2 separate regions of the Homo sapiens genome follow, and region 1 is linked to region 2. The links are chromatin loops, found by intact Hi-C in ENCODE. Cell type or tissue: heart right ventricle. All regions are shown on one strand. Links, peaks and the distances in the headings refer to the core of each region. The heading gives the core; the rest is flanking DNA.

Region 1 (14,721 bases), core at 4,250-9,249, 250 kb before region 2:
TACTGGAACCCTCAAAAAAAATGAATAGGGTCTGTACATCTGAGGGTCTTCTGTACAGAATTGTTAAACCACGTTTTGAAAGTACATTTTGACTTGTAGGTGAAAGAAAGCATTACTAAGATTCTCTGTAGCTACATATAGAAGTTGAGGGGCAGCTTCTGAAACTCTGATAGTAATAATTTGGTATTTCCTCAAACTCTTCTATTTTGTATTTGTCTCCATTATAAAGCCATACTTGGTTCATTTAAGAAATTTTTAAAAATGATTTGTATGTTAACTTTTTTCCCCAAATCGTCAAGTAAGGATGATAAAGAAGATGTCACATGTCTGGCCTGAAGTTTTGCCCACCCACCAAAACCTGGCACACTGACCTGTGCAGGTCTCAGCATGAAAAGTCCCTGCATATATGAGAGAAAGAGCATTGATCAAAGGATTCCTAGGTTGTAAGTTTCTCAACAAGAATGTGGCAGAGCTGGAGAACTTAGATATTTTTATGTACAATATAGTATTCTTCCACTACCCCCATTAACATCCAGAGAGGCAGGGAAATATATGTATATATTTTTGTGACATGGTATGTAGCTTTGCTGTTGAACTGGATGGCATAGACCAGATTATAAAGTGTTTTTAGCCCTCGGGTTCCTCTTCTATAAAATGGAGATTAAAAATACTACCTGCCTAATATCCTGTTTGTTGATCTGGGTAATAGTGGTGTGTGTTCATGTGTTCACTTTCTGGTAATTCACTGAGCTGTATATTTTTAATTTGGCCCTTTGATATAGCTGTGTTAAACTTTGACAAGTTTAAAATTTTTAAAAAGAGAGCCCTGAAAGAATACCAAGGCTATAAAGTTATTTTAAAGATTAAGTGAACTAGTGGTTTCCAAACAATCCCTGTTACAGTGTTAAGCACAGAGTTGGTGATTAATAAGTGCATTTGGATTCAGAGGATAAAACTTTGCTATCTTTAAAGTTTTAGAAACATTTGCATTAGCCACTGTCACAGCCAGAAGATTCCAGTGTCACTAAAAGCATCTGCAAAAATGTAATATACCTTTACAGTTACTGTTCAGTGGTAACTTTAAGACTTTCAGGCTGGATATGGTGGCTCGCACTTGTAATCCCAACACTTTGGGAGGTAAAGGCAGGAAAATCACTTGAGGCCAGGAGTTTGAAACCAACCTGGGCAACATAGTGAGACCCTGTCTCTACCAAAAAATGAAGAAGAAAGAAATTAAGACTTTCACCTGTTATAAATCTTTCTAGGAAAATAGATCTTTTGAGATGTATAGTTTTACTTTATCCTGGTTGTCTGTGCTTCTTTTAGATGTTTCCATTCCTGAAAAACCCAAGCTTAGATTTATTGAAAGGGCACCACTTGTGCCAAAAGTAAGAAGAGAACCTAAAAATTTAAGTGACATACGGGGACCTTCCACTGAAGCTACGGAGTTTACAGAAGGCAATTTTGCAATCTTGGTGAGTGAATTCAGCATCGAGCAGCAATGGGATGGAAGCTAGGGAATAACAAAATCTCATACTCCTTGAGATAATTTAGTCTCTTCCTCCACAGTTTTTATTAGAACTGCCACCAGTTGCTCTTTAAACTGGTATGTACAGAGGCTACTGGGTACCCAGTAAACATTTGGGTTATATATCTTTTTTTTTTTTAATGTAGAGTGAAAATAACGTAAAAGCAGAAGGAAGGGGCTAGCTAATGTGCCCCATAATCAGATCATGAGATCTTTTCAAGCCCTGGTAAAAATAAAACCATCCACAATATAGGATGTGGAAGACAGCTGTTTCCTTACTTGTTGAGTAGCTTCCATGAAGACTTGATGTCAGCAGCCACACAAATGGGTGTGCACTAGGATTTGTTTTCCACCAGGCAGCCAGAGTGATATTCCAAAGTCCTCTTCCTGCAGCCTACATAATCACCCCCACTGACCTCTCAGAACCTCCTGCCCACTCTCCCCATTCCTCACCCTACTCCAGCCACATTGGCTTCTGTTCAACTTGCCAAGCCCTCTGCTGTGCCAGGGCCTCCACATAAGCCTTTCTTATGCCTGGCACACTCCTCTCTTTTCCCTTGGCTAGTTCTTTTTATTCTGGTCTTAGCTTTAGATGTCACCTCTTCAAAGAAGCCTTCCTGGCTCTCCACTGAAATGGGTCCCCCTTCACTCTATTACTGTGTACCCTAGGCTTTTCCTCCATGGGACTTATTAGAACTTAGATTTTTATTTTCAATTGTATCATTGAAGCCACAGTTACTAGAAGAGACAAAATAATGAGCCCATAGATGATGTCGAAGTCCGCATGTGTTTCTAATTCTCCCATTCACTTTTAGGCATTGGGTGGTGGCTACCTGCATTGGGGCCACTTTGAAATGATGCGCCTGACAATCAACCGCTCTATGGACCCCAAGAACATGTTTGCCATATGGCGAGTACCAGCCCCTTTCAAGCCCATCACTCGCAAAAGTGTTGGGCATCGCATGGGGGGAGGCAAAGGTGCTATTGACCACTACGTGACACCTGTGAAGGCTGGCCGCCTTGTTGTAGAGATGGGTGGGCGTTGTGAATTTGAAGAAGTGCAAGGTTTCCTTGACCAGGTTGCCCACAAGTTGCCCTTCGCAGCAAAGGCTGTGAGCCGCGGGACTCTAGAGAAGATGCGAAAAGATCAAGAGGAAAGAGAACGTAACAACCAGAACCCCTGGACATTTGAGCGAATAGCCACTGCCAACATGCTGGGCATACGGAAAGTACTGAGCCCATATGACTTGACCCACAAGGGGAAATACTGGGGCAAGTTCTACATGCCCAAACGTGTGTAGTGAGTGTAGGAGATAACTGTATATAGGCTACTGAAAGAAGGATTCTGCATTTCTATTCCCCTCAGCCTACCCACTGAAGTCTTTGGGTAGCTCTTAAGCCATAACTAAGGAGCAGCATTTGAGTAGATTTCTGAAAAACAATGTTATTTGTTGATTTAAAAAGAAAACTGTATTTTTATTAAATAAAATTTAAACATCACTTCAGGATATAACTTCTCATTGGTCATTCTTAATCCCTTAAAAGATTAAGAAATAGGCCTCAATGACTAAAGAGTTCTTGGTCCTCCTGGGGTGTAAGATGAACATGAAGGCTGAAACAAATGTTTGCATTCCCCCATCTATGATGCGAGTCTCACTTAAATGTTTATACTGCCTTTTATACGTACACACTTCAGGAGCCAGTTTCTGTGATATTTTACTAGGTTAAAAACACATTTTTAGAGTAAGAAAAAAACAACAGTACATAGGTCAATTGATTCAATATTTATTGATGCCCAGCTACCCATCTTCTCACAATCTTGGAAGGGGTATGTTGGACAATAGGCAAGGAACATACCCTTTGCCTTTTAGCAAAAGGAACCGATGACAAAAGTTAGAACTGCGTGGCCTTTTCTGGGTCTGAAATTCTCCAAGAGGGAGAGTGTTTGGCTCTATGTTTGTGCCCCTGCAGAATCTAGTACAGTGCTATGTGCCATGCACCACTTAAATTCTTACTGCTAGTGAATGAGGGCCCCCTAGGACTCAGATCCTCATAGCTCCAGCTCCGTTTGCCCAGATTAATGTTTTCCAGACCCAACCAGCTGCAGTCTTCTATCCCCTATTAAAACTAAAGGAAGCACAAATTAATAGAAATATCAAACCATTGGCTTTTGAAGGTGGGTAGAAAACAGCACTGACCAAAATATTTTTAATCCCACTTTCTTAAAAAATAAGGTATCAAACAAAGAATAATTTACTTTCAAAAGTACAAACTTAGCAGTTGTGTGCTCCTCACAGTTGTATAGTGTGATTTTTTCATCAATTTTAGTTACATAATCACTAAATAATCTGCACTAGAACTCACATTCACATAGCTGGTTTTAAAGCTGAACACAACTGAACCTTGAATGGAATTGGGGACAGTATTAAGTATTAAGAACAGTTTTTTTTTTTTGTTTTTTTTTTTTTTTTAGATGGAATTTAGCTCTTGTTGCCCAGGCTGGAGTGCAGTGGCGCGATCTCGGCTCACTGCAACTTCCGCCTCTTGCATTCAAGCAATTCTCCTGCCTCAGCCTCCCAAGTAGCTGGGAATACAGGTGCAAGCCACCATGCCTGGCTAATTTTTGTATTTTTTGTAGAGAGGGGGTTTCACTATGTTGGTCAGTCTGGTGATCCACCTGCCTTGGCCTCCCAAAGTGCTGTGATTACAGGCATGAGCCACCGTGCCCGGCCTATAACAGTTTCTTATACATACGTTACTGGCCAGCAGTTTCAGCTAGCAACACAAATCAGGTGAGAGGTGAAGTGAGTGATAACCTCATTTCACCTTTCTCACTTGACACCTTTATCTGTTCTTTGTTATGGTTCACAGAGTGTTCTACTGATGTGTGAGTTCAGTCATGCTATAAACCTATTTTATTTTGTGGGCCTGTATTTCGTTATTGAACCACAGTCCTGGAGCCAGCCATCTTCTCCACAGATTAAGAGGCTGTTGCTAGAACTCCACCATCACCACCCATAGAAAAAGCACTTTAAATTTTCATGTTGTGGTAATGGGGTTTGAAAGGTTGGTAGCATTTTTGCATAAGCAGATCAGCCCATTCCCAAGCGGCTTTACACAGCCTCTGACAGTAACAAACCACGTTCTCATTGGTACCTTAAAGAGTTTAGGAGTCAAACCCAAGGATTTGTCCATGACTGAAATAAGAGCTTAATTATAAGTAATTAAGTCAGCAGATATTTGAGTACCTGTAAGCAGCAGGCGCTGTGCTAAAAAGTGGGGACACAGCAGTGAGCAAGATAGGCATGTGCTTATCCTTAGATAAACTTCACTTTTAAGACTACTACTGGAGCCTGAAAGAGGAAACAGATGTAGGGTGGTCAAAGGTGTGACCTAGAGGAGCCTGAAGAGCAGAAGTGCCCTGACTTGACCAACTCACAGCAGTTCAAGTAAGATCCTGTTGAGTTAGGTGTGCTATGATATCTGCCCCTTCACAGCCATACTGCACATGCAGGCTGTGTCACTTCCTAAAGAGGCGCCCACTCTGCTTGCTTCTCTACCCTGCAGTCCTCCTTTAAACCATCTGCCTAATCAGCTATGTATCTGTACTCCCTGTCCCTGTCCTCCGCCCAATTCTGTATACGTTTATTCTTTGCATAATTCTTAATAAGTAGTTGATTGGTGCCCTGTTTCTTAAGAAGTTTCATAATGGAAAGAGGAGAAGCTGATGAGGAGTCTGCGTGGAGAAGTGATGGTACCACAGAAGTGGAAGGAGGATTAGAAATGCCAGTCGATCAATCTGTGAGGGCTGTGGGAGATAACAGAAAAATGGAGGAAAAAAATCATAGATTATATAGCATGGTGTTCGTGGCTGGGATCACCAAATCCCTCTTACCCGGGGTAAAGGACTACATACAAGGCTGTGTTAACTTTCATTAACCTTGAAAGGGAAGAAATTTAATTTGAATTTACTGTGTGGCCGGCCCTCTTCCAAAAAGTTCAAGATGCACCTAATGCAAGAACTAATTCTTGTTCTTTTTGTCACTTCCAGATACCAAGGCTCAAACTGTTTAGCAGGAATCACTATCCTTCACCTGTACAAAGCATTCTGCCACACCAGGTTATAGGACAGATTGCCACCTTCTGTCTCCCCCCTCCTCCCACAGACTACCTACTAACAGTTCATTCTTCACTCACTTTTCTGTCTCTGAAACATCCCTTTCTTTAGTTTTCTCTAACCATTATTAGCACCTAATCCCACCCAGATTAAGGCACCTAGAGTGCCCCCAAGACACAAAGGTTTCAAGTCAGTGAAAGAAGGTCTGACCCTCCCCACAGATGGCTCACCTTTTTCAGGCAAATATGCTCCCAATGGTGGAAGCTAAGATGATCGCAAGGATAATACAGCAGATCATGATCATGATCTTCTTCTGCTCATCCAGACAAGGAAAGAAAGAATACATGAGAAACATCATCGCAAAAAGTATTCTGCAGGGAGATAAGTGCATGTGGACATGGAAGAGGGTGTGAAGGAAGAGAGCAACAGAAGGAAAAAGGAGATGGATCTGGCTTCTAGGACCCAGAATGCCAACAGAAATGTTATTTTTGGTGAGACATTCAAGTTAGATTAAAAGGATGTTTGGTATGGTCATTCCACCTTCTAGATAACATCGTGACAGATCTCCCCCATTTCCTCCTAAAGCCAGATACTCCCAAGGACTGAACCAAATTCTTTTGGGGGGAACACCTCAAATCTGAAACACAAACATAGTTACACTGCATTCTGTGGGAGTTAAACCATGTTCAAAAATTGCACTTTTGAACCATCTGATCCAGCACATGGCTTAAAAAGGTGTGAACTGCATTCTAAAACCTGAATAAAAATCACCACATGGTGGCACCAGATCATTGTGTTTCTGCATCGAGACAGAGCCAGAACCGTTTCACAATCAATACAAAGTCATTTTTATTTTTAAATTAGCAATAAAATAATCAAGTTTACATCTAAAAAATACAAACAACAACAAAAACCTTCACATGTTGTATTCCAAACTGTAAGCCCCAGGCCTCAATGTCAGAGGAGAGCAAAGGCCTTTAGTTATTTTGTCTCTTGTTGCTGGAGCCCATCCACTGTCTGACATCATAGCCATGGGCAAGAGGATATTGCCTTGGCTCTGTCTGAGTGCTGGATTGTGACCGGCCATAAGTAGCCTTTGCAAAGGAAGCTAATGGACAGTGCCTGAATTAAGGGTGCTTACCCTATCCTAGAAAGCGTTAAAGTCAAAGCGGAAAATATACATGGTACCCAAAATCAAGGAGACTGCCAGAGACCAGCAGGGGATCTAAGGGATTTACCACTGGGTTAGCACAGACACTACACTTGAAGATTTCCTAGCGGCTGCTGCTGCTGTTTCCATGATAAGAATTCAGTGAGACAAAGAACCTGCCAAGCTCATTAACCGAGTAGCAGGAAGAGCTACTGTGTAGCCTCTGGTGTTCCCCAACTGACTCAGCCCTGCAGATGGGACATCCTGTAGGTCATGTGAATATCAAGTTACTGAGGGATGTTCTCAGGACAAGCCTAGCATAGGCACCAGGTGGGAAAGGGTGTCAAAAAATTATACCTTCTGTCTGCTAAGCAGAAAAACTTAATTGGGATCAATTTAGCTCACTCCAGAGTTCTCATTTTATTCTCCCAGTATTCATCCAGAAAACAAGTTTCTTGATGATATGGGAAGATCACATTTCCACAGTGATTCATTTGCAGGTAAGCAAATGTCCTTTACCCAATTTTTATCCTAGCTCAAAGTTGGCTTTTTTTTTTTGAGGTCATAATAGCTTCCATTTTTATTTCCTACTTCCTGAGACACACACACTTATGTGTACATACATTTCATACACAATTAGAATACATCTGGAACACATGAGTGAATACACCAGTGTCATGAAATATTTCCAGAGCTTAGGATTCTAGCACCTTGTCCCTTGCCCAATTTAAAATCCCTGATTATTTTTGGCCCCAAGACAATAGTCTCACAAAGCATCACTTTCTAACAATGAGCAGCCAGTTTCTAAGACTCAGACATGGAAACATATTCCATACCGTCAGCCTTTTGCAAAGCATAACCTCAGATGACTGTATCATCCTGGTCCCTCCTTGAGTAAATATGAGAGACTACAACACAGAGAAAAATCAAAGTTGCCCCCCAAGCTGAACAACTAAGAGCTTAATTTAAGGCTGAATTTCAAACAAGTCAGCTCTTTAGACCAAAATGACATCTGCCAGTCCCTCATGTTTTCAGGACATACGGACAACAAACAGGATTGGCATCCTGCCAGGTAGAAGACTCAGATCCAAGCCTTCTTGTTGCCAAACTTAGAAGAATCATTCTGCTTTGTTAAAGATACTCCCCTAAAAAAATACATTGCAGTTTCTGGGAGAATACTCCATGAGGTAGAAAAATACAGCACCTTGGGAGAGTCTCACAAGAGCTTTCCCAAGTGCAAGGCATAATCTGACACACAACAGGGAGGAAGAAAGCTGGGTGGGTCCACACAGTCCAGGAGAAAAGGTACTTGAGAGCTGGTGGGGCAGGAGGAGGCTCTGGGGAGAACTCAGGGTCGCATCAGGTAGATCACATTCCCCCAGGGCTAGATTGTTAGCTGAGTCAGGTCCAAGGGTGGTTGCAAGGAAACAAAGGAACGGGTCGCACTCGCTCTCAGGAAGGCCATTCAGACTCCATTCTCATCTGAAGACAAGGGTGGCCACACCAGTCTGGAGTGAAATCAGTTTCTAGGAGGCAGGGAAAGGAGGAGCTGATCAGTACACAGGAAGAAGGCAAAGGGCAACAGAAGGAGTCAGCCACAAACCTGGAAGGTGGGGAGGAAAGACCAGAAATCACTATGAAATAGACAAACCCAGGACAGAACTTGGAGTTAAATATCCCACTGTACAAAGAACAAAAAGCCCTACTGTGAGAGGGGAAAAAAATAGAAAAGCCTCTAGGCCTTTTATAAGCCTTCTCACAGGCTGTCCACACCCATGGAAGGACGTGGTGGGAAGGGACAATCCCTAGTGAAAACACCTGCTCTGCAGGTCCCACAGCAACACCGCTCCTGAAGACAGGCTGCAGGAGCTGCTTTCTGGTTCTCGATCTTCATGAACTCCCTGCTGCCTTTCTTTTAGAAAACAGAAGGACACAATGAAAAGCCTATGGAAAAAGTTCAGGGGTCATATTATGGCTGCTCCACCTTATGAGCTATGTAGTCTTGGGCAAGTTCCTTAACTTCATTGCTCTTTCCCCGTCTGTAAAATGAGGATACTATGATCTTAGAGCAAGCAGCTGGCACATTACTAGGAAATATAAACACACTGTCTACCCTCCTGTTCAGAGACCTCTCTCCCTTGGGTGACATGGAGGAAGAGGAGAGTCCAGACCTAGGCAACAATCAGTCTTGACTTTGTTAGGGAACATGGAATACACTACAAAAAAAGCAGCTTAACAACTGCTCAGCAATTTAGCAGGTTAAAGATAGGGTTAGTCAACCAAAAACAACATATTAATTAGTCTGCTCCTCTTTGAGGAGTTACGTCCTGAAAAATGATTCATATACCTTCTGAAGTCCTGGAATTAGGAATAGAAAGGGGCACCACAAATTTGCATATCATCTTTCATCCAAGGATATGGAAAAATAACAACTCTTATATCTTTTTAAAATTTCAACATCTATTTCAATCAGATTGTTCAGAGCCAAACCAAAATTTAAAGTTCACATACAAAAAAGTCAAGGGCTAGACTCCAAGTGCCAGAAAAAAGAGGGGAAAAAAAAAATCAACCAACCACCTGTCTATGAGAGGTTGTTCATCTCACTGTTGCTTATCTTTCAAGATGAAGTTGAATGCTCAATGCTGTAATAAGCTGACTTTTAGATCCCCTGGTCACATGGAAGGAGGAGGAATAAGAAGAGACACACTGAAACAAATATAAAAGGAAGGCACAGCTCTGGGTACTGGCATGGTATTATGTGCCAAGTCTTAAAAATGTTTATACCTGTTATTTCAGTACTCCAACTTATATGAGTTGGTAATAAAGAGAAAATTTAAATGAGAAAAATATTAAATAAGGTTAGTCACACTGTTAGCTACAGCAAAATAACATAAACCTCCAACATTGTGAAAATGTTAAATATTTGAGAGTATGGCCACAATCTCATATTGAAAATTAGATTTACAAAGAGATTTTAATGCTGTGGAATGATGCTTATAATTTTCTAACTGGGTACAAAACTGGATAATATAGTCTGAACTATGTAAAACTATGTCTGAGTATGTGAACGTGCCACAAGGTTATCAGCAATAATATTAAAAGTTCATTAGTTTTATGTTTTCTGTATTTTATAGGTTTTTTTTTAACAATGCATGCTATATTTTATTCAGAAAAATATTTTAAAAGTCACTGGCTGGGCGCAGTGGCTCATGCCTGTAATCCCAGCACTTTGGGAGGCCAAGGCAAGTGGATCGCTTGAGTCCAGGAGTTCAAGACCAGCCTGGGTGACATGGCAAAACTCCATCTCTACAAAAAATATAAAAGTTATCTTGGCGTGTTGGTGTACACCTATAGTCCCAGCTACTCAGAAGGCTGAGGCGGAAGGATCACTTGAGCCTGGGAGGCAGAGGTTGCAGTGAGCTAAGATCGCACCACTGCGCTCCAGCCTGGGCGACAGAGCAACACACAATCTCAACAACAAAAAAAAATTGTTTGTTTTAAAGTCACAAAAGTCTTAATAGTCCCAATAACCAGATTGATATGCTCACTACTATTAAACGTGATTCAGGCCGGGTGCAGTGGCTCACGCCTGTAATCCTAGCACTTTGGGAGGCCGAGGCGGGTGGATCACCTGAGGTCAGGAGACCAGCATGGCCAACATGGTGAAACCTCGTCTCTACTAAAAATACAAAAATTAGCCGGGCGTGGTGGCAGGCACCTATAATCCCAGCTACTCGGGAGGCTGAGGCAGGAGAATCGCTTGAACCCAGGAGGCGGAGGCTGCAGTGAGCTGAGATCGCGCCACTGCACTCCAGCCTGGGGGACAAGAATGAGAAACAAACAAAAAACAACAACAACAAAAACGTTTTTTGTTTGTTTTGATTCAGGCCGGGCGCAGTGGCTCACGCCTGTAATCCCAGCTTAGGCGGGCAAATCACCTGAGGTCAGGAGTTCAAGGCATTCTGGCCAACATGGCAAAACCCCATCTCTACTAATAATACAAAAATTAGCTAGGCGCTGTGGCATGTGCCTGTAATCCCAGCTACTCAGGAGGCTGAGGCAGGAGAATTGCTTGAATCCAGGAGGCGGAGGTTGCAGTGAGCCGAGATCATGCCACTGCACCCCAGGCTGGGAGATAGAGCAAGACTCCGTCTCAAAAAAAAAAAAAAACCAGTGATTCAGTGGTAAGTCTATCACTTTTAACAAATTTTCAAGAAAATGAATAGTCTAAATTTTAGCATCGCTATCCTCTAAGGTTCTCCAGGCTTTATAGTTAATGATAAGTGGCTACCTTCTTTTACAAAGAGAAGCTAGGTCCACTATTAGCTGTGTGAACTTGGCCCTGTTATTCAACATTCTCTTTGACTGAGTTTCTTTGTCTGTAAAATGTGCATAACACTGTATCTGTCTCAAAGGATGTTGTAAGGATTCAATGATATGTGTATAAGGTGTTTAGTACATTGTCTGGTACAACACAACACTCAAAAGTGTGTTAACTATCATCATTTAAGACCCAACCACTCAGCAACAGAGAAAACTCTGCAGATCCAAATCCCAATTCAGAGTTTCATTTACATTGAAAAGGATACAGAAAGTAAAGCCCAACATCCATGAAAATCAGTAAGAATTCAGAAGACAGACTCCAGATCCAAGACAGAGATGTACCCAACTTAGAAGCATGCTTCCTGAGTAAGGGGAGTCACCTGGGGTGCTCAGGTATGCTGGGAGAAGTGGTAATACGACAAGACAGAGATTGGGGACAGAATCTACAGGATAAGAACAAACGGAGAGCTCATCCACGTACTGCAGCCAGAAACCAATAGAACTATAAGGAGATAAAGAATCCACAGGCTACTGAAAGTTTTAGAAAGCTCAGTGTGTCCAAGGACAATCATAGGGGGAAAGAAGAGGAATTTGAAATCCCAAGCTAATTTCCTCTTGAGGAGCCAAATCCAGAGTCCCCAAGAACCACTCGTTTACTTACATTTCAGTGCAGCAGCCTCTTAGGCCACTCTTAATTCAGCCCAACGGAAAGTCCAATAATCAATGCTAAAATGCCCAGCAACACAACTACTAGCACAATGATAATTATCAATTTCTGGAGAGAGGAATAAGACAAAAACAAATCATTATTACAAACAACCAAAAAAATAACAACTCATCCAAAACCTAACCCCTGTCACCTCTACATAGAAAATATCTTACCAGTCTGAGTAAGAGGCCTACATCTCTACATACAGACATCCTTCTAGGATACTTCATTTATTTTTAAGACAGGGTTTTTCTCTATCACTCAGGCTAGAGTGCAGTGGCATGATCATGGCTCACTGCAGCCTCGACCTCCTGGGCTCAAGTGATCCTCCTGCCTCAGCCTCCTGAGTACATAGGACTACAGGCATGCACCACCATGCTCAGCTCATTTTCTTTATTTTTGTAGAGACAGGATCTTCCCATGTTCCCCAGTCTGGTCTCAAATTCCTGGGCTCAAGCAATCCTCTCACCTCGGCCTCCCAAAGTTCTGGGATTATAGGTGTGAACCACCACACCCAGCCTAGGACAGTTTAAATTTCTTAAATTACTTCTAGGCTAGGAATGCCAGCAGAGGGAAATATGGGGCCTCTCTCAGCTCTCAGCTCACACTGCAGTTCTGTATATGTGGACAGATAGAATCAGAGCCACTATCGTGGGGTCTCTAAGGAGCAGTTGGCCAAGATAAAAAGTCACTGACTGATTTTTTCCATTTTAAGAGGGAATGTAAAGGCATTTTTGATAGAGTTCTAATTTCCTACTTTTGCCCATACTCCTACCTGTCAGACCCAGTACACTGCCTGGATATCAGAAAATGCCACCCAGCCTGGATTCACCATGTAAAATAACTTCCCAGTCCCCTAAATCCCTGCATAAGCAATAGGTAAAGTTGGATGAAAAACAAAGAACTAAACAACAACAATATCAGAGCCCAAGAGAACCAGTCAAAGGAGAGAAGTCTAAAAAGCAGACGCCACCAGAGCTGGATAACCACAGTCGTGAGCACAGAAGCCTAGAAGTCCTTAAGCGGCAGGGGCACCAGAGGGTGGGCAAATACAGTGGTGTGGTAGAAACAGAATGATTGGGATCTGAACTTGAATCCCAGTGCCTCTACTTACTAGGTGGCCTGAAGCCAGTTACTGAGCCCCTGACCCTCAACTGTCTCATTTATAAAGTAGAAATAACAGGTGCTCCATCAGATATGACATAATGTATAGATAGCAGTTAGCATGAGCTAGGTACAAGGTAGAGAAAAAGAGAAGGGAGGCGGAGCTTGGGCGCCTGGAGTGGAAGACAATGAAGAGAAGGTTTCTGAACAGAGGAGTCAAGTGTAACATCTGAAAGCCTCATGAGCTAAGTCCAGGAGAAGATTAGCAGCACCACCTGGGCCATGCATCCATCCTACAGAACTGCCTTTCAAGTGTGGGTTTTTGGGGAGATAGCTTGTGAGCCAGATCCATGCAAGGCACACCTGGGAAGGAAGGGCAGGCAGCTTGTCTCTAGGAAAAGCTGAGGGAGGGGTTGATGAGGCTACGACAGGGAGGGAGGCATGGGCTCAAGAACACAGGTAGGGGTGGCCAGGGAGAAGAGATACTAGTAAGACAGCTGAGACGAAGGACAGTTGAGATGAAGGTGCTCACCCTCCGGGCTTCACTCTGATACTTGACAGCCTTTTTGGTATCTGCCACGGCCCGCTCCACAAAGCCCACTGACTGGTCCATGTTGTTCTCAATACGGTCAATCATGGATCCCTTTCCCCAGATGCAAGAGGTGGTGGCAGCAGAAACAGAGACAGGGAGAGGGAAGAGAAAGAGCGAGACACAGCAAACAAAATGGACTCTCTTCTCTGAAGGCCACAGGAGAGTCTCACCTTCCGGGCCTGACTCTGGTATTTCACAGCTTTTTTCGTTTCATCTCGTGCCTTCTCCACGTGGTCCACTGTGTGCATGACATTCAACTCTATGTTATCTAACATCTCACCCTGCAAAGAACAGACTCTGATCACACCAAGTAAACGTCTCAGGTCAGTCCTAGCCAATGCGGGGAAGGGATTCTCTTTCTTACAATCTTCAGTGGCAAGAAGAGCATCCACAAACCTTGATGCATGGCCTTCCATAGGACACCCATTCACAGTCCTTGGTGGTGGGGTGGCAGTCACTTGTTCAAGAAACATTCAGTGAATTTTACTACTTCTCTGTGACCAGCACTCCACCAGGCATCCAGAACATACTATCTAGATACCTAGTAACTACCTATAAATATACTCTGAGATATCCCCAGACAACCTTTGTTATTTTTTTTACACTTAAGCACATGGAGAGGAACCAAAATAAGGATATCTCATTGTTATTAGGACATCACTAGGATGCTGGCCTCTTCCTGGTCATTCAGACCTGAATCAACATCATTCAGCCTGAATTGAGTATATTCACTAACTGCAGAAGAGTGCCTGGCACACAGTAGGTGCTCAATAACTATCTGAGGTGGGGAACATTTGCTTTCTCTAAGTTATTTCCAGGCCCTTTAACTGACAGACATTGGGTTTACCCAAGCTATTTGGTTATATTTTCCCTTCCAGACAGTGGTCTCTTGATAAGCTTCCCAACCATTTCCTAGCAATCACTTCCTGACAGGGAAGTTTGATCATTCCAATTAATCTTAGGCATTTTAGGAATTCTCCTCAACTACCCAACCCAACTCTATCACTTTATGGCAGTCTGTAAACAGAACAAGGCACTTACCACCACTTGAATCTCAAGCCAGTTCCTCGGCAAGGCAGTGTGGGGGAAAAGAAGAGGTGGGATGGAGGGACTTGAGAAATGGTCTCAGAGGCCAGTAGGGAATGGGGGGAAAGCATCCAGGCCCTCGGCAGGGAACCAATGTCAAAAACTAGTCAAG
Region 2 (16,715 bases), core at 5,275-10,274:
TAATAGGAGAGGAACCATTACAAAGAAATATGTGCCCAATATGCCCATATTCAGATGACTCGAGTTGACTAGTATGTGCTGGAGGGACAGCGATCCTCGCTGCTCCTAGGAAGAGTGGGCTGGGTGGGCGAGGCGAGCTTCTTTATTGAGGAAAGTAAATCTCAGGGTTCAGAAGGCATTCCAGGGAGAGAAACAGGTAAGTTTCTCGAATTTTTCTCCTTCTTCCTGAAGGAGTCCCTTCGAAAGCGATCAGTTCCACTTTTGGCGATCTTGAAAAGGGGAATCTTTTTACTCCAACCAGTTTCTGAATGAGCAAGAACAGACCAGGCTGGAGCGAGAGGACAAGGGTGGAGAGCTCTGGGTCCCCCCAGTCTTTCCTCCTTTCCCTCCTCCAGTTCATTCCCTCTCCAGCCATGGTGTTTAGTTTAGCCTTTGATGCTTTGGAGCCTCCCTAATAGTTCTAGGTGATTGGTGGCACATTTGTTATTCATTAAAAAATTTGTATATTATCATATCAATTAAAGGCAGGCGTGGGGGAGGACGGAATTGAATGCAATGCTGTAGATCCCTGCTGGACACACAGTAGGTTCTTAGAAAGCGGCGGTTCTTACTCTTATTAGGGCCCTGGGAAGAGAGAAAGCATGAGGAAGACAACACAATGTGGCCTGGGAAAAGGCAGAACGGGAAAGTTTCCTCACATGAAAGGAATTAATTTTCTTACTGATTGCTCTTAAAACCTCAGGGCTAAAAATAATACAGTTTGGAAGGTGAAATGAAGAACTAAAAGCCTGGAAGTGGGAGGAAACAGGATTATTATTATTGTTATTATTATTATTTGAGACGGAGTTTCGCTCTTGTCGCCCAGGCTGGAGTGCAATGGCGCCATCTCGGCTCACTGCAACCTCCGCCTCCCAGGTTCAAGCGATGCTCCCGCCTCAGCCTCCTAAGTAGCTGGGATTACAGGGGCTCGCTACCACGCCCGGCTAATTTTTTTTGTATTTTTAGTAGAGACGGGGTTTCACCATATTGGCCAGGCTGGTCTCGAACTCCCGAGTTCAGGTAATCCACCCGCCTCGGGCTCCCAAAGCGCTGGCATTACAGACATGAGCCACCACGCCCGGTTTTTTTTTTTCTTTTAAATTTCCTTGACAGGGCGGGACTGTCTCATGTCTTCGCCGAAATAGCTCAGTTGGGAGAGCGTTAGACTGAAGATCTAAAGGTCCCTGGTTCGATCCCGGGTTTCGGCAGACCTTTTGTTGGCTCAACCCCTTTGAACAGACAGGGCTACGGTCCACTTCTTAGCCTCTCTGGAGGCTCGCCTCTCTCCCCAGTACCCTTGCACGTTTGCACCTACGCCATACACACCCAGAGACGGCTGTTCTCCTTGTCTCTTAGGCGGGCAGAAACTAATGAGACGAAGTATTTAGTAAGGTATTATAAGGATGCAAAGAATAAGCTCGAGAAATCAGAAGTCAAAGTCATTATGAGGATGCATGATGAACTTAAGCCTCTCAAAGGAATCAGAAGTCGTAGAATGATTTCTTCCCAGTTCCGTAATCACCCTATTTATACTACTGGATGTTAAATGGCAATACGTGGCACAAGATTTGTTATTGAGGTGGCCAACACGCCTGTTCCACAGGCGGAAGGTCTTGGGTTTGATCACCAGTATAGTCAGCTCTCTGGGGCTGCACGTTTTTTCATCGACGACAGACATGAGGACAGTGTTCAAAAGCATTAGTCTTTACCGCAAGAGACACAAGTCAGGGGCCCACCAGAGCATTAAGAATCTGGTGAAGGACTGCGTCCAGTTGGAGATGTAGGAATCTTGCGTCTTTACGTGTCTTCATCTGAAATATTTCTTGAGTCTCAGTTTCCTCATCGCACTTTTAATAAAAAGTGCCTGAAAACATTCCTCGGTGCCAAAAGCTGCACAATTCTTGCCAAGAATATTACTAATTGTGACTCTGACGATGTGTTTATTGATCTGTTTTGAATATAAAATACAATTTAAAAGAAAAAATATCCTAAGACAAAGCAACGTATAAAGGTTGGAAAAGAAAAGCCTGCTATTGGAAGATAAAGTTTCTTGGCATTTTCCACACGTTTCACTTCTTCCGGTAAGAACCCACTAGCAAGTTCTGGTTTCCCTCAAGGAGGAGGCACCCCAAGCGGGTTTCACATAACGTTCCTTTCTCTCAGCCTCGCCCAAATCCATTTTATTGGAAACTAAAACAGCATCCGCCCGAACAGGGACTTGAACCCCGGACCCTCAGATTAAAAGTCTGATGCTCTACCGACTGAGCTATCCGGGCCCCTGAAGAAAAGCGTTTGCTTAGTCTATCCACAGGAAAATAGGCCACGTGGCCGCATTCTTTCCCTTCGCGATTACAATTCTGAGTCTTTTTGCTGATTTCTTGAGAGATGAACCGGCAAAATTGACAATGAGCAGGCGTTCAGCAAAATCGAGTCTTCATTTCTCCTTTTCTCCCATCATAGACGATAAAGACCCAAAAAGTAACCTCCTTCCTGACCTGCTCCGCGCCCTTACTGGAATTTCCCAGGAGGAATCCTCCCAGATTTAAGACATTTGACCGGGCCTCCGGGTAAACAGCGGGATTGCTAATTCCAGTTTTGGTCTTTGAGGAGTCAGTCCTAGAGCTTCTTGTGGGAGAAGCAGTGATGAAAAATTAGGTTTCCAATAATCGATTGGACTCAGTAAGTGGCTACTTACTGAGTGCAAACCGCACTCTCGGAACTAAGCAAGTACTGGGGCCGCAAAGACAAAGTCTCGGCCCTCAGTGGAACTGGAAGACGCGCAAAACAGAAGACCCTAGTCACGCGCGTTGGTGGTGGGATGCCAGCCTTTGCGGACCCCGGAGGACTTGGTCGGCACCCGAATTAAGAGCCAAGTTTTCCAGGGAGTGATGATGCCTGAACCGAGCTGTGGATAGCGACTGGGCACCTGAAGACTTGGAAAGAGGTTTCTAGCCGAGGGAAGAGCAAATGGAAAATGATGATATTTACTAACCTTGGGCATCTGACCATTTAGCTAAAGCATCCATTGAAAGATTTTGATCAGGCAAGCTACAGGCTGGATTTTATCTTTTTAGGGAGTCTGTTACCTTGGTAGCTGTGTCCCAGACGTACCTAATTAGTCAATTCTATAATTCGACCTGTTTCTTCATAACTTCTTTGCCATCTCATTTCTTAAAGCATTGGATCCCTTGAAAGAGAATTAAGCTGGGCATTGTGGCTCACGCCTGTAATCCCAGCACTTTGGGAGGCCGAGGCGGGAGGATCATTAGGTCAGGAGATCAAGACTGTCTTGGCTAACACAGTGAAACCCCGTCTCTACTAAAAAATACAAAAAAAAAAAAAAAAAAAAAATTAGCCAGGCGTGGTGGCGGGTGCCTGTAGTCCCACCTACTCGGGAGGCTGAGGCAGGAGAATGGTGTGAACCCAGGAGGCGGAGCTTGCAGTGAGCAGAGATCGAGCCACTGCACTCCAGCCTGGGCGACAGAGAGAGACTCCGTCTCAAAAAAAAAAAAAAAAAAAAAAAAAAAAAAGAAAGAAATTAAAGCATTTCTGTATATGAGCATATATAAACATATATCCTTTAATAATACATATAATTATATATAAATCTTGTTTGCGTATACATGGAAGGTCTATAAAGATAGAAAATAACCTGATAAAAAGGCTACATTTTGAGGAATGGCAATGAAGCCTGTGAGAGGACGTTTTCACTATTTTCTTTTTCTTTTCTTTTCTTTCTTCTTTCTTTCTTTTCTTTCTTTTTTTCTTTCTTTCTTTCTTTCTTTCTTTCTTTCTTTCTTTCTTTCTTTCTTTCTTTTTCTTTCTCCTTCCTTCCTTTCTTTCTTTCTTTCTTTTTTCTTTTTTTTCTTTTTTTGTCGCCCAGGCTGGAGTGCAATGGCGCGACCTCGGCTCACTGCAACCTCCTCCTCTCGGGTTCAAGCGATTCTCCTGCCTCAGCCTCCTGAGTAGCTGGGACTACAGGCGCCCGCCACCATGCCCGGCTAATTTTTGTATTTTTAGTAGACACGGGGTTTCACCATGTTGGTCAGGCTGGTCTGGAACTCTTGACTTCACGTGATCCGCCTGCCTCAGCCTCCCAAAGTGCTGGGAAAAATATGATTTGTTATTAACAAAATATTCCATGCTTCTGGGATGGCAGAAGTGGCACCTTAGATCAAAGCTTCCTTTGAAGTTTTTCTATAAAGAGCCAGAAGAAAAGGGTTAAATCACACACTTCCTCCTCTGCGGGACTCCCTCCTTGCCTCATTGTTTTGGATGGGAGTTGTTGGTATTGAAAAATCACAAATTTGACAGGTGCAGTTTTCACAAATGAAGATGTGGATCCCTAGGCATCAGATGGCAAGCCTCGGCTCAAGGAAGAAAACTAAAACCAGACCCCTTGGAAAGGAGGTGCCTGTGTCTCGTGAGGTCAGTCCCACGGGGTTATGAGCCTTTGGTCTGTTTCTTTCCAAACCTCTGAACCTCCACTTCTTTTTTTTCTTCTTCTTTTTTTTTTTTTTGAGACGGAGTCTCGCTCTGTCGCCCAGGCTGGAGTGCAGTGGCGCAATCTCAGCTCACTGCAACCTCCGCCTCCTGAGGTCAAGCTATTCTCCTTCCTCGGCCTCCTTAGTAGCCAGGATTAAAGGCGCACGCCACCATGCCCGGCTAATTTTTGTATTTTTAGTAGAGACGGGGTTTCACCATGCTGGCCAGGCTGGTCGCGAACTCCTGACCTCGCGATCCACCCGCCTCGGTGTCCCAAAGTGCTGGGATTATAGGCGTGAGCCACCACGCCCGGTGAACCTCCACTTCTTACAAAAGTGCCAGGTACACTGAGTTACTGAGTACAGTAACTGAGTAACACTGGTCACTGAGTACAGCTTTGAATGAATAAGAGCATGAAGATGCGTTTCCTGTTCTGGGACTGACCAGCTTGATAGGCACCAAACACAGACCAAAAGTCTCAAACTCTTAACTGTATCAAGTGTTAACTGTGTGGTAGTGGACTGCTTAACACTGGGAAGTAGGCCGGATGCGGTGGCTCACACCTGTAATCCCAACATTTTGAGACGCTGAGGCGGGCGAATCGCTTGAGGCCACGAGTTCGAGAGAAGGCTAACCAACATGGCGAAATCCCACCTCTACAAAAAAATACAAAAATTAGCCGAGCGTGGTGGCACGCGCCGGTAATCCTAGCAACTCGGGAGGCTGGGACAAGAGAATCGCTTGAATCCGGGAGGCGGAGGTTGCGGTGAGCTGAAGGGTGCAATGAGTAGAGATGGCGCCACTGCACTTCAGCCTGAGCGGCAGAGCAAGACTCTGTGTCAAAACAAACAAACAAACAACAACATAGGGAACTGTTAGTATTTCAATTAGCATTCCACAGTGGTTTTGTTTTTGTTTTTTTGTTTTTTGTTTTTTTGTGGAAGGTTCTGGCTGATCTTTACAGACAGGGTTCAGGAGTTGCCCCAGAGATCCCTGCTTGATCCTTTCCAGACAGGGTTAGGAACTGGGCTCTGAGCCTGTCTCTGTTGCTGTGCCCACTGCAACCTACCTTAAACACCTGTTTAACGAATCTGTTTTCCTCCTAGAATGTTTCTGCTGTGAGGACAGGAACTCTCTGTATATCTGCAATCCCTGAGTCAGTGCCTCACTGAAAGCTCTCAAAAACTGTCCTTGAATGAAAGAATGGAGAGTTGAATGAGGGTGATTGGTCAGGAAAGGCTTTTAGTGGAGGAGGAGGGTCAGAATTAGTCCTTGGAAGTTTTTGTTTGGTAGAGAGAGGGGAAGAACATTTCTGTCAAGGACGATGATTTTCATAATCAAATGGAATAAGTTTGTCCTGAGAAAAGCCATTCTGTTGGGCTGCCTTGTTTTATTTTCTGTATAGTACCTATCGCTATCTCTCAAATTCTCCAATTTGTCCAGTTGTTTTTATTTATTTTTAATTAAAAAAATTTTTTTTAAAAATAGACAGTGTCTCACGTTCTTGCCCAAGCTGGTCGCAAACCCCTAGCCTCAAGCAATCCTCCTGCCTTGGCCTCCCAAAGCGCTGGGATTGCAGGCGTGAGCCCCACCGCACCAAACCTGTCTGCTTTTTTTTTTTTTTTTTTTTTTTTTTGAGACGAAGTCTCTCTCTGTTGCCCAGGCTGGAGTGCAGTGGCACCACCTCGGCTCACTGCAACCTCCGCCTCCCAGGTTCAAGCGATCCTCCTGCCTCAGCCCTCCTAGTAGCTGGGATTACAGACACGCGCCACCATGCCCGGCTAATTTTTGTATTTTTAGTAGAGACGGAGAGTTTCGCCATGTTGGCCAGGCTTGTCTCAAACTCCTGACCTCAGGTGATCCACCCGCCTCGTCCTCCCGAAGTGCTGGGATTACAGGCGTCAGCCACCGTGCCCGGCTGTCTGCTTGTTTTTAAACCATATTTTTCTTCTGTCACTTTGTCATGTAAGTGACATTGGGCAGTGGTCTTGATGGTAAGGCTCTTGTATTTTTTGTTGTTTTGCTTTAAAAGAAAAAAAACCAAACCTACATCACCACAACCCCAGTGTTTAGAACAGTACTTGGCACGTAATAGGATCTCAAGAAATAACTGTCGACTCGGAGTGAACGTTTTTGCAGCACAATGTGCCTCTCGCTCTGTGCTCCCTCACTCCCATATAGCTGGACCCAGACGTTTTCTTTCTTTTTTTCAGACGTTTTCTTTCTACTTTTCAAACCATAAACTGTGAAGCTGTCGCTATATGTAAGGTATCTGGCAAAATGATATTAACTATAGTTATTGTTATCTGGACGCTTAAGATTGCAAAATGGATTGTCAAGGATTAGGAAAAAAGGTTTTTGCCAGGAAAAACAACTCCTCTTTACCAGAAGTGGGGTTCGAACCCACGCGGATATGAATCCATTGGATCTTAAGTCCAACGCCTTAACCACTCGGCCATTCTGGTAACTGATAAAACAATGTTTTATTTTAAAGCAACTCGGGTAACACTAGGCGACTAAAGTTTCGGAACAATTTAAAATTACTTTTTTTCCTGATATAAAAGAATAATATGGGGAAAAAACTTGGTAACTTTGATTATATTTCCCTAATTTCTTTATCTCGCCACTAGAAACTGGGGCCAGGTAAAAGTGAAGGAGAAAAGGCTCGATAGAGGAACGGGATTCTTTACGCCTTCAAGTGAAGGGACATAACCAGGAACTGCAATTAGCTGCAATTCACATCATTCCGGAAATTTTAAATGGTAGACAGTTCTCGTTTCATCTATTTTATATCCATTCCCTCCGCCTAACTTTCCGTTTGCTCTTCTTCAAACAAAAAGCGACTCTGGTGGGACTCGAACCCACAACCTTTGAATTTCTCTAACTATCTAGAAGTCCAATGCGCTATCCATTGCGCCACAGAGCCAGACACGTGCGACCTCTCCGCGATGAACACATCAGGGGAGGCACTTTCTTTCCACAAGTAAGTGTGGAACCTTTGTCTCTAAAGAGAGCGTGGGTAGGAATTACACTGGAAAGTCTGTAATCCTGGTGAAAGTTTCTCTTTTCGTGATCGCTGAGCAGTAAATCCCTTTCAGTCCACGTTGTTAACATGTCTTTATGCAGAATTGCTAAATCCAGAGACAGCCATTCCGCACGCGGTTCCATAGTGTAGCGGTTATCACGTCTGCTTTACACGCAGAAGGTCCTGGGTTCGAGCCCCAGTGGAACCACGGCGTGATTCATACCTTTTTCTTTTCTTTCCTTTCTTTATAATGTTTAGTATTAACATTTTGCGAGCCCAATCGTGGGTTTTGGTTCAGGAAGCTGGAGACGCAGACATTTTGACAATGTTTCTGTGCGGTCGTGCTCCTCTGAATACTGGAAAATGAGGAATCCTTTTGAAAGTTTTTCTCTGTGCACAATCGCCGGATGTCAAGTCTACATGACCATTTCCCAGTGCCAAAATGTCTTTTTGAACAATTATCAAATCCTGGAGGAACGTTTTAGTCGTGTGGGGTTCCATAGTGTAGTGGTTATCACGTCTGCTTTACACGCAGAAGGTCCTGGGTTCGAGCCCCAGTGGAACCATGAGATGTTACCTAGCGTTTTGTGAGCCAGGTGTTGGGTTTTGCACCAGGAAGCTGGCGACGAACCCGTGTCTCAAGAATTTCTACGGCTTGTTTCCCGCCTGCTGCATCAGCCCGGTTTCTCTTAGCGCTCGGCGCTGAGTCGGCCTCCGCGGCGGCCCCCGTATGGCGCCTCTCTGGAGGTGCAGGCGGCTCCGCTCCACCGAGGCTTCGCTCGCCCCTGCGCCTGCGCCTTTCCACTACCTGGCCAGCCGGCTTCTGGGTTCCTGGGTGTTGCCCCTTGGCTCACCTACCTTCTCCTAAGCCTTGCTTGGGCCATCTCTAAAAATTGCCACCACTAAGTCGAAGGACATCACGAAGGCCGCCCTCATACTTTATTTATTTAAATTAAAAATGCTTTTTGAGGCCAGGCGCGGTGGATCATGCCTGTAATCCCAGCACTTTGGGAGGCTGAGGCGGGCGGATCACGAGGTCAGGAGATCGTGTCCATCCTGGCTAACACGGTGAAACCCCGTTTCTACTAAAAATACCAAAAAAATTAGCCAGGCGTGGTGGCGGGTGCCTGTAGTCCCAGCTACTCTACTCGGGAGGTTGAGGCAGGAGAATGGCGTGAACCCGGCAGGCGGAGCTTGCAGTGAGCCGAGATCGCGCCACTGCACTCCAGCCTGGGAGAGAGCCGTCTCAAAAAAAAAAAAAAAAAAAAAAAGCTTTTTGAAAAATTAATTTCATGCACAGAATTCAGAATCCCTCCACGTATTTCACAACTGATGTTTCCATCCCATCTTTCAATGGTTAGCTGTTTCTTTTGTGACCCTTCAGAAATTGTCTATGCATTCACCAGTATACACGTACATTTACTTTAAAACCCACTTCACGCTTTTTGTACGAAGGTAGCACACATAGGTACCGCTCCCATTTCCTCAACAATATTCTGAAAATCTTCCTATTTCGTTCATACATCTTCGCTTATCCTTTTACTTCCTGTGTTTGGATATATCACAATTCTTTATGCCTTTTGATGAACACTTAAATTGTATCTAGTCTTAGGAACAATGCTGAGCAGATTTCCTTGTTCCTTGGTTTCAGGCAGGGCAATATGTAAAATAATCCTAGCAAAACCTTGAACAGGCACTTACATGGGTAGCTAACTTAATGTTCACAATGTCTCTATTATTATTTATCCCGTTTTACAGACGAGGGAGAGGAAGCATAATGAGATTAAGAAATGGCCCAGGGTTACACCCCTGGTCAGGGACAGAACACAGTACCAACCCAAGCAAGAAGAGTGTTGCCTTTATGTCTCAGAAGAAATTTAATTGATGGCTGGGCGCACTGGCTCACACCTGTAATCCCAGCACTTTGGGAGGCCGAGGTGGAAGCATGGCTTGAACCCAGGAGTTTGAAACCAGCTTGGGCAAAAAAGTGAGACGCCCTCTGCAAACCCGTCCCACCAACCTCCCTGCTCGTCCCCACCAACCCTGCCACAGCTCCTTTCAAAACAGCTTGTATCAAATTACACTCACACCAATATGAAAGCCCTTGTTCTTCCTGTCTCTCTCAAATGAAAATAACTGAATTTTGAGTCAGCTGGAAATGGTTTATTTTGTGTTTTTTTATTGTGAGTTAGGTTGAACGTTTTTCATGTACTTAAAAGCTTCCTTTCTTCCTACTATCTGTTCACCTCTTTTGTTCAATTTTCTTATGTATATATTCTGTTAATTTATGTTTAAATTGGTTTTTAGGCCGGGCGCAGTGGCTCACGCCTGTAATCTGAGCACTTTGGGAGGCCGAGGAGGGCGGATCATGAGGTCAAGAGATCGAGACCATCCTGGCCAACATGGTGAAACCCTGTCTTTACTAAAAATACAAAAATTAGCTGGGTGTGGTGGCATGCACCTGTAATCCCAGCTACTCAGGAGGCTGAGGCAGGAGAATCGCTTGAACCTGGGAGGCGGAGGTTGCGGTGAGCCGAGATCGTGCCACTGTACTCTAGCCTGGTGACAGAGCGAGACTCCGTCTCTAAATAAATAAATAAATAAATAGGTTTTTAGGTGCTCTTTGTAAATTCAGATTTAGGATATATTTTGCAAATGTATCCAGAGTTGCCATTTGTCTTTTGATTATATTTTTGATATTCCGTGCGATGTAGAAATTAAACATTTTTTTGAAGTCAATTTCATCATCTTTTTGGGGGGGGTGCAGGAGAGGGGCTTTTAACATTTCCTGCCTAGAAAATACTTACTCACTTTGAGATTATATTTCAAAAATTATTCTATATTTTCTCCTGATTGTTGTATAGTTAAACATTTTCTAATGTTTCAACCTTCTGTCAGAGGCCTTGGAACCAGAGCAACTGCATCTTGAATAGGGGCTGGGTAAAATAGGGCTGAGACCTACTGGGCTGCATTCCCAGGAGATTAAGGCATTCTAAGTCACAGGATGAGATAGGAGGTCGGCACAAGATACAGGTCATAAAGACCTTTCTGATAAAACAGGCTGTGGTAAAGAAGCTGGCCAAAACCCACAAAACCAGGATGGCAAAGAGAGTGACCTCTGGTGCCCTCACTGCTCATTATATGCTAATTATACTGCATTAACATGTTAAAAGACACTCCCACCAGCACCATGACAGTTTACAGATGCCATGACAATGTCAGGAAGTTACCCTATATGGTCTAAAAAGATGAGGAACTCTCAGTTCTGGGAATTGTCCCCCACTTTCCCAGAAAACTCATGAATAATCCACCCCTTGTTTAGCATATAATCAGGAAATGACCATAAAGGTGGACAGCCAGCAGCCCTAGTGGGCTGCTCTGCCTAAGGAGTAGTGATTCTTTATTCCTTTGCTTTTTTTTCTTTTTCTTTTTCTTTTTCTTTTTTTTGGTGATGGAGTCTTGCTTTGTCGCCCAGGCTGGAGTGCAGTGGTGCAATCTCGACTCACTGTAACCTCCACCTCCTGAGTTCAAGTGATTCTCCTGCCTCAGCCTCCTCAGTAGCTGAGACTACAGGCACGAGCCACCACGCCGGGCTAATTTTTGTATTTTTAGTAGAGATGGGGTTTCACCATGTTGGCCAGGCTGGTCTTGAACTCCTTGACCTCAGGTGATTTACTCTCCTTGGCCTCCCAAAGTGCTGGGATTACAGGCATGAGCTACCGCGCCTGTCCTATTCCTTTACTTTCTTAATACACTTGCTTTCACTTTACTTTATGGACTTGCCCTGAATTCTTTCTTGTGCAAGATCCATGAACCCTCTCTTGGGGTCTGGATTGGGACCCCTTTCCGGTACCACTTTGATCCATATGAAATTTCTATAACTGGCATGAGATAGGAAAGATGGACTTCTTTAAAGGGATTTTATATAGCACTCTGGATAATCTAGGTGTGTATGCATAAATCGGTCACCCTGGTAAAATCCCAACAATTCCAGAAATGAAGCTGGTCCTGCCTGTAACATGTTGCTTAATGTCCTTTCCTTAGAACTTTCCAGAAGTTCTGCTGACCTAGACTTTCCTGCACATCCTCCTTGAGTTCATCAAACTCCCTTCTGCTTTCCTGCGTTCCTTAGGTTGGGTTAGTTCCCTTCTCATAAACAGCATAGTTTTGGGCAGTGTGGTGTAGACTCCAGAGATTCAACACAGGCAACCCCAGAGCCAAATCGAGGTTCAGTGTTATCTCCTCTTGGTTGTGTGAACTTACCACAGTATATACCAGTCTATGTGACCTTGGGCTAGTTGCTTAACTGCTATGGGCTAGCTTCCTCCTCTAAAATGGGGACAATAGCTCACATGATTCTGGAGAAGATTTATTTATTATTAATTAATTTATTATTATTATTATTTTTTGAGACAGTCTCGCTCTGTTGGCCAGGCCAGGCTGAAGTGCATTGGCACAATCTCAGCTCACTGCAACCTCCACCTCCTGGGCTCAAGCTATTACCCTGCCTCAGCCTCCCGAGTAGCTGGGATTACAGGCACCTGCCACCACGCCCAGCTAATTTTTGTATTTTTAGTAGAGACCGGGTTTCACCATGTTGGCCAGGCTGGTCTTGAACTCCCAGCCTCAGGTAATCCGCCTACCTTAGCCTTCCAAAGTGCTAGGATTAAATGATCTGTGTATAGTAAGCACAGAGTAAATGTCATCTACTGTTATTGTATTGCCAGGTAAGTCTGGTTCAATTTGCGTAGAACAATAAGGCTTTTCCTTGGGGACATTTCTAGAAAATGCTAATTGCTAAGCATATCAAATCTGTTTGCTCCTTGGCTTGTAAATCATTGTCCTCTGTCTCTATCGCTTCACACCGTCTTCCCTTTATGGGCATCTTGGTCTCCAAATTTCCCCTTTTTGTAAGGGACACCAATTATATAGTATCAGGGCCTACCCTAATAACCACATTTTAACGTTACCTTTATCTTAACTTTACTTTAACTTTACCTCTGTAAAGATCCTGTCTCCAAATAAAGTTATGTTCTAAGGTACTGGGGGTTGGGACTTAAACATATGAATTTCAAGGGGACAGAATTCAACCCATAGCCTAAGTTGTTAAAACAGAACATATAATTTTCCCCCCAAACATGGGCTCCTTCTGTTATTTCCCTTCTTGGTGAATGATATCACCATCTACCCAGGACTCCAGCCAGACACTGAGCGATTACCTTGTGTTTTCTCCCGCCATGCAGACAGTCACTGGAGCCTGCGGATCCTTTTGTCTGCAACTGAAACCGCCTTTGCAAAATTATGACTGAGACAGTGAAAGAGGTCCAACTTAAACGACTCCATCTTGCCTCTAACCTCCAAGCTGTCCTTGTTCATTTCTGGGCGCAGGCTGAAAAAACTTTGGGAGGAACTTAGTTTATAGTTTTAAAAAATGACAATAACAGCCCTTTCCCAGAACAAACTCCCTTCTTGCCTGGAGACTAGACTACTAAAGTTAGCCACAGTATTAGAAATTACGGTTTAGGAGTCAAGTAGTTGGAGGCCACAAGATTCTGACCTTCCCTAAACTGCTCCCAAGATCAGTGCCTGAGATGTTTTGCAGACTCTACTCTTGATGGATCAACTGGCACCACCCATATCGAGAAACCGGCCCATCTGATCTTGTGACTCACACCCAGGAACTGACTCAGCGCAGGAAGACAGGGACGCGCCGTAATTTCACCTCCGACCCAACCAATCAGCACTCTCCAACTCACTGCTCCTGCACTCCCACCACATTCTCTTTAAAAACTTTGATCCCCAAATGTTCGGGGAGACTGATTTGAGTAAAAATAAAACTCCGGTCTCCCGCTCAGCCGGCTTTGCGTGAATGGCTATTTCTTTATTGCGATTCCCCTGTCTTGAGGAATCGGCTCTGTTTAGGCAGTGGGTAAGGTGAGCCCATTGGGCGGTTTCACAACGACTTCTCCTCCATTTTGCTACTTAGTTCAGGTTTCTGTCGTCTCTGTCCTGGAATACCAAGTGTGTCCCTGTCTCCAGTTTTGCACACTCCAATCAATGCTTCACACAGCAAACAGAGTGACTTCTCTAAAGTGTAAATGTCACGTTCCATCTCCTCACCCACAAGAGCCCTCTGAGATTTCATCTCCCTCTCCAGCCTATCTTTTGCTTCATTTCCTCCCTTCCCTGGTGCCCCAGCCCTTGTCGTCTTTCTGGTATCTTCTCCCCTACCCTCATTATTATCTTTAAAACGAACTTGGCTACAGTAACCAAAACAGCATGGTACTGGTACCAAAACAGATATAGACCCATGAAGCAGAACAGAGCCCTCAGAAATAATACCACACATCTACAACCATCTGATCTTTGACAAACCTGACAAAAACAAGAAGTGGGGAAAGGATTCCCTCTTTAATAAATGGTGCTGGGAAAACTGGCTAGCCATATGTAGAAAGCTGAAACTGGATCCCTTCCTTACATCTTATACAAAAATTAATTCAAGATGGATTAAAGACTTAAATGTTAGACCTAAAGCCATAAAAACCCTAGAAGAAAACCTAGGCAATACCATTCAGGACATAGGCATGGGCAAGGACTTCATGACTAAAACCCCAAAAGGAATGGCAACAAAAGCCAAAATAGACAAATGGGATCTCATTAAGCTAAAGAGCTTCTGCACAGCAAAATAAACTACCATCAAGTGTACAGGCAACCTAAAGAATGGGAGAAAATTTGTACAATTTACCCATCTGACAAAGGGCTAATATCCAGAATCTATAAAGAACTTAAACAAATGTATAAGAAAAAATCAAACAACCCCATCAAAAAGTGGGCAAAGGATATAAACGGACACTTCTCAAAATAAGACATTTATGCAGCCAACAGACACATGAAAAAGTGCTCATCATCACTGGCCATCAGAGAAACGCAAATCAAAACTACAATGAGATACCATCTCACACCAGTTAGAATGGTGATCATTAAAAAGTCAGGAAACAACAGGTGCTGGAGAGGATGTGGAGAAATAGGAACACTTTTACACTGTTGGTGGGACTGTAAACTAGTTCAACCATTGTGGAAGACAGTGTGGCGACTCCTCAAGGATCTAGAACTGGAAATACCATTTGACCCAGCCATCCCATTCCTGGGTATATACCCAAAGGACTATAAATCATGTTGCTATAAAGACACATGCACATGTATGTTTATTGTGGCACTATTCACAATAGCAAAGACTTGGAACCAATCCAAATGTCCATCAATGATAGACTGGATTAAGAAAATGTGGCATATATACACCATGGAATACTATGCAGCCATAAAAAACGATGAGTTCATGTCCTTTGTAGAGACACGGATGAAGCTGGAAACCATCATTCTCAGCAAACTATTGCAAGGACAAAAAACCAAACACTGCATGTTCTCACTTATAGGTGGGAATTGAACAATGAGAACACTTGGACACAGGAAGGGGAACATCACACACCAGGGCCTGTTTTGGGGTGGGGGGAAGGGGGAGGGATAGCATTAGGAGATATACCTAATGTTAAATGATGAGTTAATGGGTGCAGCCCACCAACATGGCACATGTATACATATGTAACAAACCTGCACTTTGTGCACATGTACCCTAGAACATAAAGTATAATAAAATAAAATAAAATAAAATAAAATAAAACCAACTACTCCCTGTTCTTGACAGTTTGGATACAATTTTTTTCTGCAATGCTTTCTTGACTTCAGCTGCAGCCTCAGTGGCACTGGTCAACCCTTCCAGGCCCATTCAGTTTTGTGGTGTGAAGGTGAAGGAGGTCAGGGCATCTTGCTACTTATTATTTATATTATTTTAGAGACAGGGTCTTGCTCTGTCACCCAGGCTGGAGTACAGTGATGCAATCACAGCCCACTGCAGCCTCCAACTCCTGGGCTCAAGCCATCCTCCTGCCTTAGCCTCCCAAGCAGCTGGGACTATAGGGGCACATTCTCCACACCCGGCTTTTTTTTTTTTTTTTTTCTGGAGACCGACTCTTGCTTTGTGGCACAGACTGGAGTGCAATGGCAAGATTTCGGCTCACTGCAACCTCCGCCTCCTGAGTTCAAGCGATTTTCTTGCCTCAGCCTCCCCAGTAGCTGGGATTACAGGCACGTGCCACTACGCCCGGCTAATTTTTTGTATTTTTAGTAGAGACTGGGTTTCACCATGCTGGTCAGGCTGGTCTCGAACTCCTGACCTCGTGATCTACCCACCTCGGCCTCCCAAAGTGCTGGGATTACAAGTGTGAGCCACCATGCCCGGCCAATGCCCGGCTAATTTTTAAAAATTTTTAGACAGACAGGGTCTTGTTATGTTGCCCACCGTGGTCTCAACTTCTGGGCTCAGGCAATCCTCCTGCCTCAGCTTCTCAGAGTACTGGGATTAAAGCCATAAGCCACCACACTTGGTTTGTTATTTATTTTTATATATTTCTCTCTCCTACTCCCAGGAGGTATTCTTAAAGAAAAGATTATTGCAAGAGAAGAGACAGATTGGGCTTAACTCCAAATGTGGTAGAGACAGCTGGGAATTTACAGCAAAGGAGCAGAATTGGGGTGGGGTGGGGTCAGTGGATGGAAAATTAGTAACAGGAGACATCAGGGGTAAGGGGATTCTCGGTATTATCAGGATTCTTGCTGAATTAACAGGATTCTTGCTGAGGGTGGACAAGGGTGATCAGATATCAAGGGTCAGAGGGATTTCTGATACATTGAGTTAGAAGGATACTTAAAAAAACTGGACTATCTGCAAGCTGAGGATGGGACTGAGGCCAAGGTCTAGGCCTAGTCGAGAAGAGGGCTCAGAGAAGTCTGACTGAAGTCTGGTCAAGGACAGCATTTGTCAGTACCCCAGCTGGTTCCCAATCTGTAATTGGCATGTGGTTCATGCATATCCAATCAAATGTGTTTTTGAGAAAAAGACCTTTTTAATATTTAAAAATTTGGTCTTCTCATGAAGTAAATTTAATTCAACTTCTTTTGTAATTGATTTTTTTGTTTTTTTTTGACGGAGTTCTTGCTCTGTCACTCAGGCTGGAGTGCAGTGGCGCAATCTTGGCTCACTGCAACCTCTGCCTCCCGGGTTCAAGCAATTCTCTGCCTCAGCCTCCCGAGTAGCTGGGATTACAGGCAC

Evidence for each region. Peaks named below come from ENCODE experiments on the same cell type or tissue, not always from the same donor. Only the 100,000 strongest peaks of a DNase experiment are listed, where the experiment ranks them.
Region 1: it touches region 2 in a loop (4-fold over the local background); 54 of 110 quality-filtered maps call a loop at or near these places.

What each region holds. Positions count from the first base shown.
Region 1 is chr11:59,794,455-59,809,175 of GRCh38, reverse strand. STX3 (syntaxin 3) reads right to left here. Exons shown (of 11, transcript NM_004177.5): 9 at 13,694-13,804; 10 at 11,780-11,893; 11 at 3,298-8,321. The coding sequence ends at 11,810. It overlaps MRPL16 (mitochondrial ribosomal protein L16), which reads left to right. Exons shown (of 4, transcript NM_017840.4): 3 at 1,327-1,475; 4 at 2,344-3,036. The coding sequence ends at 2,829. Among named protein-coding and RNA genes, the nearest start is that of MRPL16, 9.0 kb to the left of the region's middle. RefSeq lists an enhancer at 6,318-6,367. In heart right ventricle, for the core only: CTCF peaks have their summits at 6,218 and 6,421 (motif pointing right); a DNase peak (open chromatin) is centred at 6,669; H3K27ac peaks cover 2,863 bases.
Region 2 is chr11:59,542,029-59,558,743 of GRCh38, reverse strand. TRV-TAC1-1 (tRNA-Val (anticodon TAC) 1-1) reads left to right here and starts at 8,043; the gene lies at 8,043-8,115. It overlaps TRV-TAC2-1 (tRNA-Val (anticodon TAC) 2-1), which reads left to right and starts at 7,685; the gene lies at 7,685-7,757. TRR-TCT3-2 (tRNA-Arg (anticodon TCT) 3-2) reads right to left here and starts at 7,450; the gene lies at 7,365-7,450. TRL-TAA3-1 (tRNA-Leu (anticodon TAA) 3-1) reads right to left here and starts at 6,989; the gene lies at 6,907-6,989. It also overlaps LOC102723575, TRK-TTT5-1 and TRF-GAA1-3. RefSeq lists silencers at 1,199-1,328, 2,165-2,355, 2,339-2,388 and enhancers at 7,570-8,071, 8,227-8,446, 12,507-13,706. In heart right ventricle, for the core only: a CTCF peak has its summit at 8,241; DNase peaks (open chromatin) are centred at 6,929, 7,463, 7,743 and 8,133; H3K4me3 peaks cover 2,706 bases; H3K27ac peaks cover 3,438 bases.